2 separate regions of the Homo sapiens genome follow, and region 2 is linked to region 1. The links are chromatin loops, found by intact Hi-C in ENCODE. Cell type or tissue: endothelial cell of umbilical vein. All regions are shown on one strand.

Evidence for each region. Hi-C counts contacts between places; a loop is a spot of excess contacts. Peaks named below come from ENCODE experiments on the same cell type or tissue, not always from the same donor. Only the 100,000 strongest peaks of a DNase experiment are listed, where the experiment ranks them.
Region 2: a loop joins it to region 1, with 4 times the contacts of the local background. A loop is called at or near these places in 10 of 110 quality-filtered maps.

The regions. Positions count from the first base shown.
Region 1 is chr1:244,963,458-244,965,957 of GRCh38, reverse strand. It overlaps LOC124900416, which reads left to right. Exons shown (of 4, transcript XM_054328428.1): 4 at 150-754. It overlaps EFCAB2-AS1 (EFCAB2 antisense RNA 1), which reads left to right. Exons shown (of 2, transcript NR_111907.1): 2 at 1-754. Among named protein-coding and RNA genes, the nearest start is that of DRC8, 5.0 kb to the left of the region's middle. In endothelial cell of umbilical vein, no CTCF peak of the experiment used is centred here; DNase peaks (open chromatin) are centred at 1,547 and 2,287; H3K27ac peaks cover 2,388 bases.
Region 2 is chr1:244,602,476-244,604,975 of GRCh38, reverse strand. All of the region lies in intron 17 of CATSPERE (catsper channel auxiliary subunit epsilon), which reads right to left. Among named protein-coding and RNA genes, the nearest start is that of DESI2, 49 kb to the left of the region's middle. In endothelial cell of umbilical vein, a CTCF peak has its summit at 1,373 (motif pointing left); no DNase peak of the experiment used is centred here; H3K27me3 peaks cover 210 bases.

The DNA of each region.
Region 1 (2,500 bases):
GACTGGGAATAATTTTTTTTTAAAAAAACTGGATTTTCCTTGGGCATTGCCATTTACTAATCTCATGATCCTGGGCGAGTCATGTAATCTCTTTAAAACTTATTAACTCATAAAAATAGAAGTAACAATGTCCAAACTTCCTATTTTAGAGTTTTCACGAGGCGCAATAGATGTAACTGAAAGCTTCGAGAAGTTTAAAGGACTTGCAAGGAAATCTACTGAAATAAGCCCCATTCCACCTGGGCAGAAGCACTCAGACGCCAAACCCCACCTTCTGTCCTGAAATTCACCTTCCACTAGGAGAGTTTGCTTTTCTAATGCTTCAAATGCACAACGGGAGATGTTCTGACTTCAGGGTTTCTACCCTTCACTGCTGTAATCTGCTGCCTGTATGACATGCGATCTGGTTTACACCGTACAGCTTATCATCTTCAGCTTGTGGCCCCTTCCTTGTTTCCACCTTGCTATTCAGGAGGGCCTGTAAGGGTATCTGGATTCCTTGAGCTGTAGATGCAGGACAGTGAGAGGGAGGGAGGTAGTTCTCTGGTCTAATTTCAGTTTCCTAACTGAGGGTACATGCCTTCCCTGAATGATCATCATCAAAAATATCCAGCCCTTCATGGAAGACACCACCCCTCCTCATAGATGAGTCCCTGAGCTTATGATCTCAAAAGGAAATCCTTATCAGAATACAACAGAATAAGGACATAGTTTCATTACAGTTATAATAATAAAAGTAGTTCTTCTTTATTAAGCTGCATGAGGTACTTTGTATTGTATTAGTATTCACGTTTCACAGATAAAAATACCACATCTTCACATAAATGGCTTGGTTAAAGCTCACAGCCAGTAAATAAGAGAGCTGGTTAGGAATCTAGTTCTGATTTCAGAGTCACTGTTTTGTCTGTCTGTTTGTTTGTTTGTTTCTTTGTTTGAGACAAAGTCTCGCTCTGTTGCCCAAGCTGGAGTGCAGTGGTGGGCTCACTGCAGCCTTGACCTCCCAGACTCAAGTCATTCTCCCACTTCAGCCTCCCAAGTAGCTGGGACTACAGGTGTGCTAACCAGGATTAACCATGGCCAGCTAATTTTTTATTTTTTGTAAAGATGGAGTCTCCCTATGTTGTCCTGACTGGTCTTGAACTCCTGACCTCAAGCAATCCTACCTCAGCCTCCTAAAGTGCTGAGATTACAGGCATGAGCCACTGGGCCCAGCCATCACTGTTTTTCTGCTTCTTTATAAAATAAGATATTGTTAGATCCTTTCAATAACCCAAATATTTAGAGAAGAATGTTAAGAGCAAACATTCTCCACAGAATTAGTCACCTCTCTCTCTGCTTTTCTTTCTTTTTTACTGCTTCAAAATATCAACCCAAGCATCTGGCAGAGACTCTTAGAGACTTGAAAGAACCAGATAGTGGCATGCACTTTGTCCTCGTCTGGAAAGACAAAGAGGGAAACTAAACGTCTGGCCGGATGCTGGCTCTTGGAAGGCAGGAGTGGAGGCGAAATTTACTCCTCTACCATGAGCTAGTAGTGGGCTCTCGCCTTCATACTTCTCTTTCCTTCCCGCCTTTCTGCAGCTTTAGGTTTCAGGCCTCTCAGTCAAGAGGGAGAAATTTAATTGTGTTAAATTCTTGGCCCTGGACAAGATCATTTTCAGTGCCAAAGCTCGTTCAGGCTTTCCAGGGAGACCCGGCACAGGAAGCCCGGGTGGCAGCATTTGTGGGCAGCTTGCGAGTAACACTTACATGAAACCACAGCTCTTAAAGCATTTGGAAAAATCACACGCTGGCCCTGTTTCTCTCAAAAGCACATGTTCCTTTATGTTTCTCTTTAATATAGACCTTGACACAGCAAGTCACGATTTAATTCATTACTTAAACACTTCCTATCCCAACCAGCATTTTTCAGGCACACTTATTGCCAGGCTAAGTCTCTGTTCTTTATTTATTGAAAATAAAACCTTAAAGGTGAAGGATGGTAGCTGATCCAAAGATTCAATACGTGTTTATGGTTGCTCACACGACCTCTTCGTCCTCATGTGTAAAAATAGAGGAAAAGTGTAAAAATATGCTGCTAATTGATTTTGGAATGTTTTGTTAGTTCCAGCTCCAAAAATAAATCTTTGAAATTAGGTTTCATTTATGTTAACATTTACATCAGGAGATAATGCTGTATAGAAGAACAAGGAAATGGTCTTAGGAGGTAAAGGGGTCCAGGATTGAATCTCAGTCCACTACTCATTAGCTAGAAAACTTTGGACATGTTACTTCCTCTCTGTAACATCAGTTTCCCCATCTGTAAAATGGAGATAAGAAGATGAGTCACCATTTTTGTTTTTGTTTTTTTGAGGCAGTCTCACTCTGTCACTCAGGCTAGAGTATAGTGGTGCAATCTCGGCTCACTGAAACCTCTGCCTCCTGGGTTCAAGCAATTCTTGTGCCTCAGCCTCCTGAGTAGCAGAAATTACAAGCGTGTGCCGCCATGCTCTGGCTGGTC
Region 2 (2,500 bases), 360 kb after region 1:
ACAGCAGACACCAGCAAGGGGAGTGCAAGATGGACCGGCTACCCCTGCCTTGATGCTACAGCTGGAGACACAGGTCCCATTGGGCTTATTTACCGCAAACTCAGTAAGTGTTCAAAAGAGCTGTAGTGCTTCATATTAATATTTTTCTCCCTGCTACCATGTGAACATAGAGGCTTGAAATCAGAGCTAAAAGTTCAATTCTTGATAAAGTCGTGCCTTTGCACACCAGAACTTGTGACCGTAAGAATGGTTACATGTTTTCCTTCTCCGTCAGTTACTCCCATATTTCTGAATGAAATTGTCCCCCATGCCTGTTGGGTAGAATTTCACTTAGGACCTTAGTGTCAGGCACTTGCTTCGAGGCTGCTGGCTCTGGGACTGTCGCCCCACCTTCTCCTTCTGGTAGAGCTTCTTGCTGCACTCACTGCTCTGTGTCTATCAGACAAAATAACAGGTCCTTGACAGTGTCTCCTGACTCACTGCCCCATCTCTGCTTCACCTCACATTTGTATCTGGCCTTCTAGGTCTGCTACAGCTTGCTAACACCCAACCCTTGTTATTAAAAGCATTTATTGTCCCATTCTCACAAACTGGGGACAAAAATTTTAAATGTCAAAAAGTGGTACCTGAGAAGTTATTTTCTTTCCATCCTATTTAGTTTTGAGACGTCATGAAGAGATGAACTCAGAAGGTTAGTTCTCAAACAGGCATGACTAGCTAGGGATTGGAGGATTGGTGTTTGGCTTCTTTTCTGATGGGGAGGAAGGCCACAGAGTATTCAAAAACTCTACTGAGAGCTCTGGGACCCTTTCGCAACAGACAAATGCACACATGTGCAGGCATACATGTATTTTTGTATAGTTTCAGAGATTTGGGTCAGGCTTTAGCAAAGCTCTAATTCTAGGAGCTTTGGAAAGAACAGAATGTTTGCATCTTCCAAAAGTCATCAGACTATTGAATTATTACCATTTATTGGTATTTTAGAGATGGGGTCTTGCTCTGTTGCAGAGGCTGGAGTGCAGTGGCACAATCATAGCTCACTATAACCCCTAATTCTTGGGCTCAAGGGATCCTCCTAACTTTAGGACTACAGGTATGTGCCACCACACCCAGTAAATTTTAAAATCTTTTGTAGAGATGGGGAGTCTCACTATGTTGTCCAGCCTCATCTTGAACACCTGGCCTCAAACCACCCTCCTGCCTCTGATTCCCAAAGCACTGGGATTACAGGTGTGAGCCACCATGCCTGGCCAGATTCTTACATTATTAAGAACTAGTTGCAAGCCATATGTTTTATTAAAAAAAAAAAAAAATCTTAATTGAACTGAGCTGGCATCTTTTGCAAGAGCAATATGCTACAGTGCCATCTAGTGGCAATAAGTGTAAATTACATGACCCATAATTTCTGGGTTTGTAAAGATCTTTTACAATGATGTTTAATTTATATCATTGAATATATTTGAAAAAATACTTGTCTATATAAGCATGGCTTATTTTCATGAATGTTCTTTAATGTAGGGTATAATACTAATTAAGCCTAAGAAATGCAGAAATGTTACTAGTTGGCAGCTCTTCCTTGCAATTTGTAACCTCCCCACAGTGGTAGTTCCATTTTGGGAATTGGGAAAGAGACCTCTCTGTGCACCTGCAAACCTATTAGACAAATCCTTGTGGCTATCCCATTGTATTAACCACGACTTTAATTTTCTGTATTCTGATGCCATAACTTCTGGGGCCTTGCTGACTCTAGGGGGTCTGCGGAAGGTTAGCCAATTCCTAGAGATAGTAACCAACTCTTCCAGGAGCCCCTGCCTATGAAAGGGGGTTCTTTATTAGTAGCCCTGGGCTACTATCCTCCTACCCTCATCACCCCAGAGGCAGACACACTACAACCAGGGAGAGTCCCTAGTCCCCAGAGCCCCATTGAAATTATTCAAAGTAGCCAATTTCAAACATGCTTACCCTGCCTCTCCTATTCCTTCCCACAGAAACTGCAATAAGGCTCTGCCCACATTTCCCCCTCACTCCCTCTGCCTCCTGACTGACCCTGATGTTTCCATGTGTGGCCCCATGGAGCATGCCTTGCCCCCAGTTTCTAGGGATCTGTATGTATAATGCACTTCCTTCCTGATGGCCATTTCCGCGTCTGTATATCTTACCGTACCTGACTAAAGCGAATCCTCAGGACCCTTAAAACACCCAGAATATCTGTTCCTGAACTCCCTGCAGGGTAACAAAGAAATCCTGCCCCACTGTTTCCTCTAGGGCTGCTTCTGTGGCACTGAATTCTAGTTTGGGATTGGAGCGTGATAGACTCATCATCAAATGCTAGTAAGTGTGGGGCAAGCCCTGGGACTCTGAATCCAGCTGTGATGACTTGGGTTCCCAGCTAGATCACACTCCCAGGGCTGGCTTCCTTCTTATGAGTGTTGGACAGTCAGTCTATTGTCCTTTTATCGGTAAAACTCTGCCGAGCCTTGTACCTGAGCCATTCCCTATA